2 separate regions of the Homo sapiens genome follow, and region 1 is linked to region 2. A link is an interaction called in ENCODE POLR2A ChIA-PET data of the cell type or tissue named here. Cell type or tissue: Caco-2. All regions are shown on one strand. Each heading gives the region's core, and the rest is flanking DNA. Links, peaks and the distances in the headings are about the cores only. Region 1 has its middle 5.2 kb from the start of MIA. Region 2 overlaps CYP2F1 (cytochrome P450 family 2 subfamily F member 1).

Region 1 (8,920 bases), core at 839-8,838, 360 kb before region 2:
ATCATGGGGCGTGTGGGTGGTAGGAGTGGCGGTCTGGGTTTGAGACTCTTGAGTTCGAGTTTGCAGCCCCCGAATGAGCTCCTAGCTAGAGTTCAGCGGGATGCCACTCTGGCTTCCGGCAGTGCCTGGACTCATTTGGTCACTCCTGGGAAGCTACTGACTTGATGCTGGTATGAGGGGTGTGGCCGCCTCACACACAGGTGATCTACTTTCCTGGCCAGTGGCCAGCCAGGAGCTTCAGGCAGGTGCCTGACCCCAATTCCCCTGCAGTGTCTAGCTGCAGGGAAGTCTAGGATATGTGACTTCTGGCTGTACAGCCACAAACCCAGCTGCAGCTCTGGATTAGAAAGGGAGATTGGGCAGGGTGGCTCACGCCTATAATCCCAGCACCTTGGGAGGCCGAGGTGGGCAGATGACGAGGTCAGGAATTCCAAACCAGCCTGACCAACATGGTGAAACCCCGTCTCTATTAAAAATACAAAAAAAATTAGCTGGGCATAGGGGTGCGTGCCTGTAATCCCAACTACTCAGGAGGCTGAGACAGGAGAACTGCTTGATCCCAGGACGGGGAGGCTGCAGTGAGCCAAGATTGAGCCACTCCACTCCAGCCTGGGCCACAGAGCGAGACTCAAAAAAAAAAAAAAAAAAAAAAAAGGTTGAGTCAGGCGTGGTGTCTCACACCTGTAATCCCAGCACTTTCGGAGGCCGAGGCGGGCGCATCACCAGCGGCCAGGAGTTCAAGACAAGCCTGGCCAACATGGAGAAACCCCATCTCTACTAAAAATACAAAATTAGCCAGGCGTGGTGGTGTGCTCCGGTAATCTCAGCTACTTAGGAGGCTGAGGCAGAAGAATCATTTGAACCCAGGAGGCGGAGGTTGCAGTGAGTCAAGATCGTGCCATTGCACTCCAGCCTGGGTGACAGTGAGACTCCGTCTCAAAAAAAAAAGGGAAGGGAGATTGGTTGGGGGGACCATCCTTAGGAGTTTGTCACATCCCTGTCCTGGGGAATTTTAAATTGACCAAAAATAATATGCACATGGCCCGGTGCTGTGACTCACGCTTATAATCCTAGCACTTTGGGAGGCCGAGGTGGACAGGTTGTCTCAGCTCAGGAGTTCAAGACCAGCCTGGGCAACATGGTGAAACCCCATCTCTATTAAAAATACAATAAATTGGCCAGGCGTGGTGGTTCATTCCTGTAATCCCAGCACTTTGGGAGGCCGAGGTGGGTGGCTCACCTGAGGTCAGGAGTTTAAGACCAGCCTGGCCAACATGGTGAAACCCCGTTTCTACAAAAATACAAAAATCAACCAGGCACGGGTGGCGGGTGCCAATCCCAGCTACTCGTGAGGCTGAGGAGGGAGAATCGCTTGAACCCGGGAGGTGGAGATTGCAGTGAGCCAAGATCACGCCATTGCACTCTGGCCTGGGCAACAGCAAGAATCTGTCTCAAAAAAAAAAAATTAGCTGGGCATGGTGGTACACACTTGTCCCAGCTACTTGGGAGGCTGAGGCATAAGAATTGCTTGAACTTGGGAGGCAGAGGTTGCAGTGAGCCGAGATTGCACCACTGCACTCCAGCCTGGATGACAAAAAGAGTGAGACTCCATCTCAAAAAAAAAAAAAAAAAAAGTGTGTGTGTGTGTGTGTGTGTGTATATATATATATATGCGCATGCGCATATTACTTAAGACCCTTTCTCACACCAGGTACATGGAAAAAGGCAATCTTTTGGCAAAAAGTAGATCTACCACTAAATACAGTAGGCCAGGTGCGGTGGCTCACGCCTGTAATCCCACCACTCTGGGAGCCAAGGTGGGCAGATGACGAGGTCAGGAGATCGAGACCATCCTGGCCAACATGGTGAAACCCTGTCTCTACTAAAAATACAAAAATTAGTTGGGCGTGGAGGCGCGTGCCTGTAACCCCAGCTACTTGGGAGGCTGAGGCACGAGAATCGCTTGAACATGGGAGGCGGAGGTTGCAGTGAGCCGAGACTGCACCACTGCAATCAACCAGCCTGGTGACAGTGAGACTCTGTCTCAAAATAAATACATACATACATGAATACAGTAAAACATACTAAATTTTTCCTTGTTTTTTGAGATGGAGTCTTGCTCTGTTGCCCAGGCTGGAGTGCAGTGGCATGATCTGAGCTCACTGCAACCTCCGCCTCCCAGGTTCATGCGATTCTCCTGCCTCAGCCTCCTGAGTAGCTGGGACTCCAGGCACCCGTCACCATGCCTGGCTAATTTTTTTTTTTTTTTAAGGCGGGGTTTTGCTCGTCACCCAGGCTGGAGTGTAGTGGCGCGATTTCTGCTCACTGCAATCTCTGCGTCCCGATTCTCCTGCCTCAGCCTCCTGAGTAGCTGGGATTACAAGTGCATGCCACCACACCTGGCTAATTTTTGTATTTTTAGTAGAGACAGGGTTTCACCATATTGGCCAGGCTGGTCTCCAACTCCTGACCTGGTGATCTGCCTGCCTTGGCCTCCAAAAGTGCTGGGATTACAGGTGTGAGCCACCGCGCCCGGGCTTTTTTTTTTTCTTTTTTGAGACAGAGCCTCACTCTGTCACCCAGGCTGGAGTGCAATGGCATGATCTTGGCTCACTGCAACCTCCGCCTCCTGGGTTCAAGCAATTCTCCTGTCTCAGCCTCCTGAGTAGCTGGGACTACAGGCACCCGCCACCATGCCCGGTTAATTTTTGCATTTTTATTAGAGACGGGGTTTCACCAAGTTGACCAGGCTGGTCTCAAACTCCTGACCTCAAATGATTCACCCACCTCGGCCTCCCAAAGTGCTGGAATTACAGGCGTGAGCCACTGTGCCTGGCTAAACATACTAAATTCTTATTTTCCTGCCAAGGCTCTAGGCCCAATCCTGCTCATGCCCTGCTCTCCCTGTTCACGAGGAATGTCAATATTAAAAGCAGTGAAGATACAGGGCACCCCATGCAGACCTCCTCCACTTGTGATGGGAAAGATGGGAACGACAGGAATTGCCCTCTGCAGTAAATGACGTTTATTGCTGACAGGCAAGGGGAAACATCTCGCCCACCATACTGGCAACCACAGGCCTACTGGCTATTAAGTATGTGCGTTCCGTGGTCAGCTGGTCCTGGTTTCTGCTTTCTGGGGACTTCATAGCTGTTAGCCCATGGGCAGTTGATGTCCCCAGTCTGAGTTTTGTTTACTTCCTGTGTAAAGAGTAGTCCCTCTATATTAATACCATGATGATGTTTGTACTCATTACCCATCCCCTAGCACACACTCTCTCCCTTTCAGTCACTTAGCAAGCACTCAATAAGTTCAGCAAATATTTGCTGGGTACCTATTGTGTGCTGCATACTTTTGTAGGGACAAGGTATGCAGTGATTAATAAAATAGAGAATTTCCAGTATTGTGTTGTGATGAAAACAAAACTGATGTGGTGGGGCCAGCATACTGAGAGGCCGAGGTGGGAGGGTCGCTTGAGGCAAGGAGACCAACCTGGGCAACAAAGTGAGACCTCATCTCTACAAAAAAAAAAAAAAAATTAAAAATTAGCCATGAGTGGTGGCATGCTAGTTGGGAGCCTGACCCAGGGGGTTCACTGGAGCCCAGTTCAAGGCTGCAGGGAGCTATGATGGTGCCACTGCACTCCAGCCTGGGTGACAGAGTGAGACCCCATCTCCAAACAAAAAACAACCTAGGCTGGGCCAGGCACAGGGGCTCACACCTGTAATCCCAGCGCTTTGGGAAGCTGAGGTGGGTGGAACACTTCAGATCAAGAGTACGAGACCATCCTGGCCAACATGCTGAAACACTCTCTCTACTAAAAATACAACAACAGCCGGGCGCAGTGGCTCATGCCTGTAATCCCAGCACTTTGGGAAGCCGAGGCGGGCGGATCACGAGGTCAGGAGATCGAGACCATCCTGACTAACCCGGTGAAACCCCGTCTCTACTAAAAATACAAAAAAATTAGCCGGGTGTGGTGGCGGGCGCCTGTAGCCCCAGCTACTTGGGAGGCTGAGGCAGGAGAATGGCGTGAGCCATTCGGGAGGTGGAGCTTGCTGTGAGCCGAGATCGCGCCACTGCACTCCAAAATCCAGCCTGGGCGACAGAGCAAGACTCTGTATCAAAAAAACAAACAAACAAAACAACAACAACAACAACAAAATTAGTTAGACGTGGTGGTGCATGCTTGTAATCCTAGCTACTTGGGAGGCTGAGGCAGGAGAATCACTTGAACCTGGAGGTGGAGGTTGCAGTGAGATGGAGGTGCAGTGGCACTGCACACTCCAGCCTGGGTGACAGAGCAAGACTCCAAAAAAAAAAAAAAAATCCTGATGTGAAGCGGGTGATGGGGTTGGGAACAGTAATGAGTGGTCCAGAAAACCCTTCTGAGAAGGTGCATTTGAGCTGAGCTCATGGTGCTTGGTGTTGGGTTTGTAGACATGGCACAGACCTAGTCTTCATCCCTGACAAACTCTTCCCTGGCCCCAAGCCTGTGTGTGTCCATCCTCTTCTAAAAAAAGCTTGGACTTGCCAGTCTAGAGGTGAGGGTCCCTGGGAGCAACGTGGACCCTCTGGAGAAGGACGCTTAGCCTGTGGATCTCCGAAGCACACTTTGGAGGTGAGAGATGAAAAAAAAGAGGCCGGGCACGGTGGCTCACCTCTGTAATCCCAGCACTTTGGGAGGCTGAGGTGGGCAGATCACTTGAGGTCAGGAGATCGACACCAGCGTGGTGAATATGGTGAAACCCGTCGCTACTAAATATACAAAAATTAGCCAGGCATGGTGGCACGTGCCTGTAGTCTCAGCTACTTGGAGGCTGAAGCAGAATTGCTTGAACCCGGGAGGCGGAGGTTGCAGTAAGCCGAGATCATGCCACTGCACTCCAGCCTGGGCGACAGAGTGAGATTCTGTCTCAAAATTTTAAAAAATTAAAAAAAAAAATTGTGCTTCTCAGTGGCCCTGCTCCTGTGGCTGCAATATGGAGGAAGAGTACAAAGGGTGGGTACAAAGACTGGCCTCTGTCTTGCTGTTGGGAAATCCAGCTGCCACGTTGTGAGCTTGTGTCTGGAATTGGTTCCTTCTGGTGGGTTCTTGGCGTCGCTGACTTCAAGAATGAAGCCATGCACCCTCGCAGTGAGTGTCACAGTTCTTAAAGATGGTGTGCCTGGAGTTTGTTCCTTCAGATGTTCAGATGTATCTGGAATTTCTTCCTTCTGGTGGGTTTGTAGTCTATGCTGAGTTCAGGAGTGAAGCCACAGACCTTCGCGGTGAGTGTTACAGCTCATAAAGATAATGTGGACCTATAGAATGTGCAACAGCAAAATTTATTGCAAAGAGCAAAAGAACAAGGCTTCCACAGCATGGAAGGCGCCCTGAGCCAGTTGCAGCTGCTGGCTAGGGTGGCCTGCTTTTATTTCCTTATTTGGTCCCACCCACATCCTGCTGATTGATCCATTTTACAGATAGCTGATTGGTCCATTTTACAGAGTGCTGATTGGTCTGTTTTACAGAGTCTGATTGGTCCGTTTTTACAGAGAGCTGATTGGTGCGTTTACAAATCTTTACCTAGACACAGAGCGCTGATTGGCGTGCTTACAATCCTTTAGCTAGACACAGAGCGCTGATTGGTGCATTTACAATCCTTTAGCTAGACAGAAAAGTTCTCCAAGTCCCCTACCTGATTAGCTAGACACAGAGCACTGATTGGTGTGTTTACAAACCTTTAGCTAGACACAGAGTGCTGATTGGTGCATTTACAATCCTTTAGGTAGACAGAAAAGTTCTCCAAGTCCTCACCGGCCCAGAGGCCCAGCCATCTTCACCTCTCAAGCTGTCTGTAGAGGTCCACGTGTCAAGAAAACTGAGGACAGAGGCCCTCAGTCCAGTTCCCACAAGCAACTGCATCTCCCCAACAGCTGCCTGAATGAGTTTGGAAGCAGTCCTCCCACCATTCAGCCTTCAGATGAAACTGCACCCCTGGCTGACAGGCTGATTGCAGCCTTATAGCAGACCTTAAGCCTGAGACATTCGACCCACAGAAAAGGTGATAATTTTGGTCTTTTTTTTTCTAAACAGGTTCTTGCTCTAGAGTGCAGTGGCACGATCATGGCTCACTGCGGCCTCTACATCCTGGGTTCAAGTGGTCCTCCCACCTCAACCTCCTGAGTGGCTGGGACTACAGGTTTGTACCACCATGCACAGCTAGTTTTTCTCTTTTTTTCTTCTTTTTGTAGGTACAAGGGTCTCCCTGTGTTACTTAGGCTGGTCTCAAATTCTTAGGCTCTAGCAATCCTCCTGTCTCAGCCTCCCAAAGTGTTGGGATTACAGGCATGAGCCACTGCACTGGGGCAATGTTGGTCTTAGGCTAATTATGCAGCAGGAGATACATGCACTGTGCTTTGGGAATTGAAGTCACTTCTATTTCTTTGTGGCTTCATCAGTAATATGGGGCAGGGGGCACGGTTCCCACAGCTGATTCTTGAGTGTTCTTTCTGAGTATCCTTAATACTTCACACACTATCATATATCTGAACTTTGTTCATTGATTATCTCCCCTTTAATTTTCATTCCTTGATGAATCTCCAGGGTCTGGATTAAGTCCTAGGATACTTTATGTACTCATGAAATCTTCAATGAATGAAGAAATGATTTTTTTTTTTTTTGAGACAGAGTCTCACTCTGTCACCCAGGCTGGAGTGCAGTGGCATGATCTTGGCTCATTGCAACCTCCACCTCCCAGGTTCAAGCAATTCTTCTGCCTCAGCCTCCTGAGTAGCTGGGACTACAGGCATGCGCCACCATGCCTGGCTCATTTTTGTATTTTTCAGTAGTGACAGGGTTTCACCATATTGGCCAGGCTGGTCTTGAACTCCTGACCTCAGGTGATCCACCCACCTCAGCCTCCCAAAGTGCTGGGATTACAGGTGTGAGCCACTGCATCCGGCGGATTTTTTTTTTTTTTTTTTTGAGACAGGGTCTCACTCTCTCGTTCAGGCTGGAGTGCAGTGGCGTGATCTTGGCTCACTGCAGCCTCCACCTCCCAGTTTCAAGTGATTCTGGTTCGGCCTCCCAAGTAGCTGGGACTACAGGTGTGTGCCACCATGCCTGTCTAATTTTTGTATTTTCACCACGTTGGCCAGGCTGGTCTCAAAACTCCTGACCTCAAGTGATCCGCCTGCCTCAGCCTCCCAAAGTGCTGGGATTACAAGAGTGAGCCACCATGTCTGGCCTGAATGAAGAAATAATTTTTTAAAGAGTGTTTTAAAGTGGGGCCGGGTGCGGTGGCTCACACCTGTAATCCCCACACTTTTGGAGGCCAAGGTGGGTGGGTCACTTGAGGTCAGGAGTTTGACACCAGCCTGACCAACATGGTGAAACCCCATCTCTACTAAAAATACAAAATTAGCTGGGCATGGTGGCAGATGCCTGTAATCCCCGCTACTTGGGAGGCTGAGGCAGGAGAATCACTTGAACCCGGGAGGGGGAGGTCACAGTGAGCTAAGATCGTGCCATTGCACTCCAGCTTGGGTGACAAGAGCGAAACAATGTCTCAAAAAAAAAAAAAAAAAAAAAGAAATTGCATTTCAAAGCCAGGTGCAGTGGCTCACACTTATAGTCACAGCTACTTAGGAGGCTGCGGTGGGAGAATAGCTTGAGCCCAGTTGTTCAAGGCTGAGTGAGCTGTGATTGTGGCACTGCACTCTAGTCTGGGTGACAGAGTGAGACCCTGCCTGTAAAAAAAAAAAAATCTTTCAGGCCAGACGCGGTGACTCACTCCTATAATCCCAGCACTTTGGAACGCCGAGGCGGGTGGATCACCTGAGGTGGGGAGTTCGAGACCAGCCTGGCCAACATGGACAAACCCTGTCTCTACTAAAAATACAAAAATAGCCGGGCATGGTGGCACATGCCTGTAATCCCAGCTACTCGGGAGGCTGAGGCAGGAGAATTGCTTGAACTCGGGAGGTGGAGGTTGCAGTGAGCTGAGATTGTACCACTGCAATATGAGACTCCATCTCAAAGAAAAAAAAGAAAAAAAAAAAAAGATAGCATAGCAATGGCTGTGGGCCTGGATACAAGTCTTAGCCTCTCCACTTCTCCACTTCCTGGCTCTGTAAGCCTTAGACAAGTTCCTTAACTCCACACTTCCATTTCCATGTAACAAGGGGTTATAGGCCAGGCATTGGTGGCTCATGCCTGTAATCCCAGTGCTTTGGGAGGCCAAGGCGGGAGGATACTTGGGGACAAGAGTTCAAGACCAGCCCAGGCAGCACAGTAAGACATTGGCTCTAGAAAAATAAAAATAAAAGAAATCATCCAAGAATGGTGACTTGCCTACTATTCTACTCGAGAGGCTGAGAGGGGAGGATTTCTTGAGCCCAGGAGTTTGAGGATGCAGTGAGCTATGATCACATCACTGTACTTCAGCCTGAGCAACAGCAAGATCCTGTCTCAAAAAATTAAATTAGGCTGGGCTTGGTGGCTCATGCCTGTAATCCCAGCACTTTGGAAGGCCATGGTGGGCAGATTGCTTGAGCCCAGGAGTTTGAGACGAGGCTGGGCAACATGACGAAACCCCGGCTCTACCAAAAAATACAAAAAATTAACTGGGCATAATGGTACATGTCTGTGGTCCCAGCTACTCGGTAGGCTGAGGTGGGAGGAATGCTTGAGCCCAGGAAATAGGGGCTACAGTGAACCAGGATCATGCCAGTGCACTCCAACCTGGGCAACAGAGCAAGACTCTACCTCAAAATAATTATTTAAAAAAATGGATTAATTGGGCATAGGTGGCTTGTGCCTGTAGTCCCAGTTACTCAGGAGGCTGAGGTGGGAGGATTGCCTGAGTCTAGGAGGTTGAGGCTGCAGTGAGCCGGGATGGCACCATTGCACTCCACCTGGGCAACAGGGTGAGAC
Region 2 (8,740 bases), core at 1-8,000:
CTCCCAAAGTGCTGGGATTACAGGCGTGAGCCACTACACCCAGCTCTGCTTAGTTTTTTGTTTGTTTTTGAGACAGACTCACTCTGTCGCCCAGGCTGGAGTACAGTGCCGTAATTACAGCTCACTGCAGCCCCTTGGGCTCAAGCAATCTCCCCACCTCCGCCTTATCAATAGCTGGGAGTACAGGCGTGCACCACCACACTCAATACACTCAGCTAATTTTTTATTTTTTGTAGAGACAGGGTCTCGCTGTGTTGCCCTGGCTGGTCCCCAACTCCTGGGCTCAAGCAATCCTCTCACCTTGGCCTCCCAAAGTGCTGGGGTTACAGGTGTGAGCCACCGCTCCTGCCTCCACCCGCTTAGTCTTGCTTTGTGCCGAGTGCGTCAACCACCACATGCGTCCACCTCCGGCTTCAGAGCCCTGCCCTGGAGCCCCAGCCATGTGCCTGCCAGGGAACCCTACCTCTCCCATGCAGCCTGGCCCACACACACAGCTCTGTCTGCTGCTCCACCTCCCCAAGCTCCATCTCTGGGTGTATCCCCTGCTCTGCCCCTGATCTCCAGCCCTCCCACACAGTCCACCCACTCGACCTACCGTCCAGCCAGTAGAGCCCCAAAACTGCTCCTGAAATCCCATCAGGTCCTGGATTCCAGGCCTCCCTGAAGCCCTGCCCACACAACCCAACACTCAGGCCCTTGCACAAGCCAAGCTTTCGCCCTCACTGACCCACTTCCTCCCAGACCCTGGCTAATTCTTTTTTTTTTTTCCTCTTCCCCCCCCCCTTTTTTTTTTTTTTTTTTTTTTTTTTGAGACGGAATCTTGCTCTGTCACCCAGGCTGAAGTGCAGTGGCCTGATCCCAGCTCACTGCAACCTCCTCCTCCTGGGTTCAAGTGATTCTCCTGCCTCAGCCTCCCAAGCAGCTGGGACCACAGGTGTGCGCCACCAAGCCCAGCTAATTTTTCTATTTTGTTGTGGAGATTGGGTTTCACCATGTTGCCCAGATGGTCTCAAACTCCTGGGCTCAAGCGATCCGTCCGCCTGGGCCTCCCAAGTGCTGGGATTACAGGCGTGAGCCACCGCGCCCGGCCAGCTCTAGCTAATTCTCACGTGCGCCCCAGCAGTGGCGCCCCGCGCTGGGAGACTTTGACTAGACGCCTCCCCACACACGCACACACCTCTTATCAGCCTGGTTGCCCTGTCGCGCCCGCTGATACCCTCGACCCCGCTTCCCGCTTCCTCTCCAGCCCGCGTGCAGGAGGAGATCGACCTCGTGGTGGGACGCGCGCGGCTGCCGGCGCTGAAGGACCGCGCGGCCATGCCTTACACAGACGCGGTGATCCACGAGGTGCAGCGCTTTGCAGACATCATCCCCATGAACTTGCCGCACCGCGTCACTAGGGACACGGCCTTTCGCGGCTTCCTGATACCCAAGGTGCGCTAGGCCTGGCAAACGACATCAGGCAACCTAAGAGGAGGCATCGCAGGCTCTTGCACTGGCAAGGAGTATCCCAGGCACTAGCCATGAACACCCCAGGCCTTAGCAACTGGCATCCCAAGCCCTAGCTACAGACATCTCAGACCCTTAAATCCAGAAGCTCAGGCCTTTGCCAGGACCCCATCTCATATCATAGTGGACTAGACCCCTTCACCATGACAAATCCCCTTCCTAGAACCCCTCCCTGGAAGCCCTGGGGTCTGGAACTTCATCTGGAGGATCCCCTGGGCCTAAACGCTATTCTCAGGGACCCCTCCTTTTCCCCAGAAACCCCACATCTGTTCCCACAAAGGTTGGGGGTTTCCCACATCCCTGCCAAAGTCCCCAATAATACAGCATATAGCACCCATCACTTGGAACCCTAGACACCCACACATATTTCCTTGGCCCCCGATTGAGTCCTATACCCACCTATACCCACCCCTTATCAAGTCCCCAGGACACCCAGCCCAATACAATGGAAAGGAGTTTGGGAGCCTCCCAGCCCTCCTACACTGCTAAGTCCACCTCCTCACCCACACAGGGCACCGATGTCATCACCCTCCTTAACACCGTCCACTACGACCCCAGCCAGTTCCTGACGCCCCAGGAGTTCAACCCCGAGCATTTTTTGGATGCCAATCAGTCCTTCAAGAAGAGTCCAGCCTTCATGCCCTTCTCAGCTGGTGAGGGCAGGAATCAGAGTCTTTCTGGCCCAATTTCTACCTACATTCCTCACCCTAATTCCACTTGCCAAATCCTCTCACTCCTTCCTTCCACCCATTCTCAGCTTTGGATGCACAGAGACATTCATTCCTCCTCTCAACTCTGCTCCTATAGGCAAGTAGTGACTAAAATCCTCGTGAAGCAAGGTGGGGAGGTTGATTAATAATTTAACTTGGGACTGGGCATGGTGACTCACACCTGTAATCCCAGCACTTTGGGAGGCTGAGGTGGGTGGATCGCCTGAGGTCAGGAGTTCGAGACCAGCCTGACCAATATGGTGAAACCCTGTCTCTACTTAAAATACAAAAATTAGCTGGGTGTGGTGGTGGGCGCATGTAGTCCCCGCTACTCTGGAGGCTGAGACAGGAAAATCACTTGAACCCAGGAGGCGGAGGTTGCAGTGAGCCGAGATTGCACCATTGTACAGAGAGAGACTCTGTCTCAAAAAAAATAATGATAATAATTTAACAGCCAGGGGCAGTTGCTCACACCTGTAATCCCAGCACTTTGGGAGATCTAGGCGGGCAGATTACCTGAAGTCAGGAGTTCAAGATTAGCCTGACCAACATGGTGAAACCCTGTCTCTACTAAAAATACAAAATTAGCCAGGAATGGTGGCACATGTTTGTAATCCCAGCTACTCTGGAGGCTGAGGCAGGAGAATCACTTGAACCCGGGAGGCGGAGGTTGCAGTGAGCCAAGATCATGTCATTGCACTCCAGCCTGGGCAACAAGAACAAAACTCCATCTCAAAAAATGAATAAATAATAATTATAATAATTATTATTTAACTTGGGCCAGGCACATTGGCTCACACCTGTAATCCCATCACTTTGGGAGGCTGAGGCGGGAGGATCGCTTGAGGCCAGGAGTTCAAGACCAGCCTGGACAACATGGCAAGACCCTTTCTCTACTGAAAATGTTAAAATTACCTAGATGTGGTGTGGTGTGCATCTGTGGTCCCAGCTACTTGGGAGGCTGAGGTGGGATGATCACTTGAGCTCAGGAGTTTGAGGTTACAGTGAGTATGATCATGCCACTGCACTCCAGTCTGGGCAACAGAGCGAGATCCTTTCTCTAAAATAAAAAATACTGACTAGCCAAAAATAAAAAATATATAAAAATTTTAAAAGAAAAAAAAATTGAACTTGGGAGTGGTCATTGTTTACCTCTCCACTGGGTGGCGCAGTTGAGGTGGTTCTAGGGGTTTTTGTTTTGTTTGTTTGTTTTTTGGCTTTCCTCTTTACCCTGCTGAAAAACTCCCTCTTTACTCAGTGGCAGGAAAAGAAAAAACAAAAAACTGGCATAATAATAGGTAACTTACCATATTGCCTACTGTGCGTCAAGTGCTGCCTCTACAAGAGCCCAGCTAAGAGCTTATGTTTTCCTCTGGGAATGTGTGGCCCAGATTCCAGCAGGGTTTGCATCCCATCTGTCACCCCCTAGCTGTGTTGCCTTGGGTATGTTACTCCACTTCTCTGTGCCTCAATGTCCACATCTATAAAATGGAGATAATACTAAGGCCTGCCTCTTGGAGTTGTTAGAATTAATTGCGATGTAATGCTCAGAGTAATGCATGGCCCATGGTAAGCTACTTACAGCCTCACTGCTTTCCCTGTGTTTACCATTCACAGCAGCCTCATGAGGCACTATTACTATCCCTCCTTTTATTTTTCTTTCTGAGACAGGGTCTTGCTGTCACCCAGGCTAGAGGGCAGTGGCACGATCATGGCTCACTGCAGCCTTGATCTCCTGGGCTCAAGTGATCCCCTCGCCTCAGCCTCCCAAGCAGCTGGGACTGCAGGCATGTGCCACCTTGCACATTTTTAAAATTTTTTTTGTAGAGATGGGATCTTGCTGTGTTGCCCAGGCTGCTCTCAAACTCCTGGGCTCAAGGGATCCTCTTCCCTCGGCCTCCGAAAATGCTGGGATTACAGGCCTAAGCCAGCACGCCCAGCCTTCATATCCCCATTTTAAATATCCAGAACGTGTGGTTTGTCCAGGATCACAAAACTAGTAGTGACAGGGCCAGGATTCGAACCCAAGCAGCCCAGGTCATTCCACTCCACAGTTTAAAGCATCTTTCCCAGTTCTTTACATGGGTGAATCTGTGACGTCCCCAGCTGCTGTCTTCCTTTCCTCTTATGTTTTCCTCTGGGAATGTGGGGTTGCAGCCTCTAACCTCATCTTATCTCACCGCCGCTCCCCATCCTGCCACCCCTGCAGGGCGCCGTCTGTGCCTGGGAGAGTCGCTGGCGCGCATGGAGCTCTTTCTGTACCTCACCGCCATCCTGCAGAGCTTTTCGCTGCAGCCGCTGGGTGCGCCCGAGGACATCGACCTGACCCCACTCAGCTCAGGTCTTGGCAATTTGCCGCGGCCTTTCCAGCTGTGCCTGCGCCCGCGCTAACGCCCCGGCCCTTCCAGATTCGCCTGTGAGCGATGAGGCCCGCCCATGCGGGTTGCTACGTCCCCTTCTTGGTCCACAGTCTGCCCTCATCCCTCTGGCAGTCACGCTGTCTTCCCTGCATGCTGTGCCTGCCGCGTGCCCTTCCCCCATCCCTCCAATCTGTGCCCCGTCTGCAGGGCAGAGGCAGATGTGGCATGTCTTTTTGTACCCACAGAGCTTGTTCTATGGCACGCCCTTTTCTAGGCTTTTTGTATCATTTCTTAGTACATTGTAATAGATTCAAACCAGTCTTGGCTGAATTAAAGTGAGAATGAGAGTCATTTAGGATGGGGAGAAGGGAGCTGGCTGCAGAGATGGAGACACTGGCTAGTTTTGCCCTCACCTTTAGGGTGGCTAGGGTGGGACAAATTGTATCCTGGAGACAGGCTTGAAGGTAAAGGCTGCGAGGACCTGAAGCCAGAGAGGCAGAGAAACCAAGACAGAGAAAAAGGCAGCAGGACCAGGTGAGGTGGCTCACACCTGTAATCCCAGCACTTTGGGAGGCTGAGGCGGGAGGATCGCTTGAACCCAGGAGTTTGAGACCGGCCTGGCAACAGAGTGAGGCCTGACTCTACAAAAAGTCAAAAAGTGGGGCAGGAGGATTGCTTGATCCTGGGAGGTCGAGGCTGCAATGGGGTATCATTGCGCCACTGCATTCCCGCCTGGGAGACGGGAGTGAGACCCTGTCAGAAGAAGAAAGAAAAAAGAAGAAGGAGAGGGAGAGGGAGAGGGAGGAGGGGGAGGAGGGAGAGGAGAGGAAGAAGAAGAAGAAGAGGAGGAGAAGGAAGAAGGAGACAGCAGCGAGATATCAGAGAGAATATGCAAGAGATGAAGGGCACTGCAGAGAGATGGAAGCAGGGCAAAGTGAGGCTAAGGAACAAGCACTGACACTAAATGACACTCCCTATTTGCACGCTGTTCTGAATGCCTCATTAAGTCTCCCTATGAGGCAAAGCCATGTTTTTTGCTTTGGTTTGATTTGGGAGGTTTTTTTTCTTTCTTTCTTTCTTTCTTTTTTCGAGACAGAGACTCGCTCTGTTGCCCAGGCTGGAGTGCGGTGGCGCGATCTTGGCTCACTGAAACCTCTGCCTCCCTGGTTCAAGTGATTCTCCTGCCTCAGCCTCCTGAGTAGCTGGAACTACGGGCATGTGCCACCACTCCCGATTAATTTTTTGTATTTTTAGTAGAGACAGGGTTTTACTGTGTTAGATAGGATGGTCTCAATCTCCTGACCTCGTGATCCGCCCACCTCGGCATCCCAAAGTGCTGGGATTACAGGTGTGAGCCACTGTGCCTGGCCTGTTTGTTTCTTTTATAGGCAGGGTCTCCCTCTGTTGCCTAGGCTGGAGTGCAATGGCACAATTCAAGGCTCACTGCAACCTTGAACTTCTGGGTTCAGCTGATCCTCCTGCTTCTGTTTCAGACCACCAAATAGCTGGGACTACAATCACCGTGCCTGGCTAATTTTTTTTTTTTTTTTAATCTTTAGTAGAGACAGAGTCTTGCAGTGTTGCCTAGGCTGGTCTTGAACTCCCGAACTAAGGCGATCCTCCCACCCAAAAAGCACTGGGATTACAGGCATGAGCCACCACACCTGGCCACAAAGCAGTATTATTATCATGTTTTTACAGATGAGCAAACTGAGGCTCAGAGAGGTGAAGTGAGTTGCCCAAGGTCACACAGAAACAGGCAGAGCTGGGATCTAAATTCAGACTCTGAGGCTACAGACACTGCACTTCTTTTCTTTTTTCTTCTTCTTTCTTTTTTTTTTTTTTTTTTCTTCCAAGAGAAGCTGTCACTCTGTCTCTCAGGCTGGGATGCAATGGCATAATCACAGCTCACTGCAATTTCAACCTCCCAGGCTGAAGAGATCCTTCCACTTTAGCTTTCTGAGTAGTTGGGACTACAGGCTGCACCACAACCACACCTGGTTAATTTGTTTTTATTTTTATTTTTTGAGTTATTTTTTGAGACAGAGTCTTGCTCTGTCACCCAGGCTGGAGTGCAGTGGCTCAATCTCAGCTCACTGCAACCTCCACCTCCTAGGTTCAGGCAATTTTTGTGCCTCAGCCTCCTGAGCAGCTGGGATTACAGGTGCCCGCCACCACACCCAGCTACCTTTTTTTTTTTTTTTTTTTTTTGTATTTTTAGTAGAGACAGGGTTTCACCATGTTGGCCAGGCTGGTCTCGAACTCTTGGGCTCAGGAGATCCACCCGCCTCAGCTTCCCAAAGTGCTGGGATTATGGGCGTAAGCCACTGCACCCAGCTGCTAATTTTTTTATTTTTAATTTTTGTAGAGGCAGTCTCACTATGTTGCCCAGGCTCGTCTCGAACTCCTGGCCTCAAGTGATCCTCTAGCCTCAGCCTCCCAAAGTTCTGGACAACCCGTGCACACCACCATGCCCTACTCAGACACTGCACTTCTAACTACTACCTTTTAATTCACAAGTCAGAGACCCAGAAAGAAAGAGGCAGACACCCTTAAATACAGAGAAGAGCAGAGAAACACAGACACTAAGATATGGGAGGCAGGGGGAATCGAGAGAGAGAATGGAAAGAAACAGAGAAATGACCAGAGAAAGACAGATGAGCAATGACAGTGGGAGTTCCGAGGACTGAGGCTCCCTCCCTCAATCCCCAGCCCCTCTTTTCTTTTTTTTCTTTTTTCTTTTCTTTTTTTTTTTTTTGGACAGAATCTTGCTCTGTTGCCCAGGCTGGAGTGCAGTGGCATGATCTCAGCTCACTGCAACCTCCACCTCCAGGGCTCAAGTGATTCTCATGCCTCAGCCTCTCGAGTAGCTGGGATTACAGGCACGTACCACTATGCCCAGCTAATTTTTGTATTTTTAGTAGAGATGGGGTTTCACCATGTTGGCCAGGCTCGTCTCGAACTACTGGCCTCAAGTGATCTGCCCACCTCAGCCTCCCAAAGTGCTGGGATTACAGGCATGAACCACTGCACTAGGCCCTCCCACCCTCTCACTGAAATTCTCTGAAATTCTCCCGTTTGGAGTGACGATAGCAACCCCAGGCATGTACCCTCCCAACCTGGGACCCGACCTAATACCCTAACATCCTGCTGACAGTGGCTGTTTTTGCGGGGCAGGCGTCCCAAAGCACATCAAGCCAGATTCAAGCAGAGTGGAACTGGCCCCTCAGCCATCAGTGGAGGTGGCCTGAGAGGCTCTACCCTAAACGGGGTCTCCCCAAGGCGATGCAGAAACTGGGACATGCTCTGCTGAGCATGGGGCTTACTGGAGTGAGGCTTATAGGCAGTCCCCACATGGGGATTAAGGTGTCAGCTCTTTAATCCCCTCACTGTTCCCATCACAGGCTGACCAGAGTCGGCCCCAGGGCCCAGCCAGGGACACAGAGGTTGGGGGAGAGAGGGAGACACAGAGAGACTCAGAGGTCCTGAGAAAGACAGGCAGAGAGAGATGATGCAGAAAAACACCTGGAGACACTGAAAAGAGATGGAGAGGAAAAGGAAGAGACAGATAACGCAGGGATGGCAGAGAAATCCTGGAAAACAGAGACCGGGAGGAGAAAGACAGCCACTGAGAAAAGGGAAAGACAGCGATGTCCAGAGAGAGGAAAGACAAAGATAAATAAAGAGAACAGAAATGAAGAGAGATAGAGAGACCTGAGAGAAAAAGAAAAAGGGAGGAAAAGAAAGAGAGAAACAGAGAAATCCAGTCTAATTACAAAGAGATAGAAACACCAAGGCGGGAGGATCACTTGAGCCCAGGAGTTTGAGACCAGCCTGGGCAACATAACGAGACCTGGTCTCTATAAATATTTTAAAAATTAGCTAGGCATGGTGGCACGCACCTCTAGTCCCAGCTACTTGGGAGGCTCAGGTGGGAGGATCACTTGAGCCCAGGCAGTCATGGCTGCAGTGAGCTGTGATGGTGCCACTGCACTCCAGCCTGGGCAACAGAACAAGACAGATGGAAGGGAAGGGAAGAGAAGAGAGAAGAAGAAAGGGAAAAGAGGGGAGGGGAGGGAAGAAAGAGGCTGGGCACGGTGGCTCACGACTGTGATCCTAGCACTTTAGGAGGCTGAGGCAGGAGGATTGCTTGAGACCAAG

Evidence for each region. ChIA-PET counts read pairs that join two places held together with the same protein. Peaks named below come from ENCODE experiments on the same cell type or tissue, not always from the same donor. Only the 100,000 strongest peaks of a DNase experiment are listed, where the experiment ranks them.
Region 1: POLR2A ChIA-PET joins it to region 2 with 12 read pairs; 3 of 35 experiments call an interaction of 5 or more read pairs at or near these places.

What each region holds. Positions count from the first base shown.
Region 1 is chr19:40,765,879-40,774,798 of GRCh38, forward strand. No RefSeq gene overlaps it. Among named protein-coding and RNA genes, the nearest start is that of MIA, 5.2 kb to the right of the region's middle. In Caco-2, for the core only: no CTCF peak of the experiment used is centred there; a DNase peak (open chromatin) is centred at 5,503.
Region 2 is chr19:41,123,473-41,132,212 of GRCh38, forward strand. It overlaps CYP2F1 (cytochrome P450 family 2 subfamily F member 1), which reads left to right. Exons shown (of 10, transcript NM_000774.5): 8 at 1,247-1,434; 9 at 2,021-2,162; 10 at 4,429-4,909. The coding sequence ends at 4,610. Among named protein-coding and RNA genes, the nearest start is that of CYP2F1, 13 kb to the left of the region's middle. In Caco-2, for the core only: a CTCF peak has its summit at 3,397 (motif pointing right); a DNase peak (open chromatin) is centred at 4,529.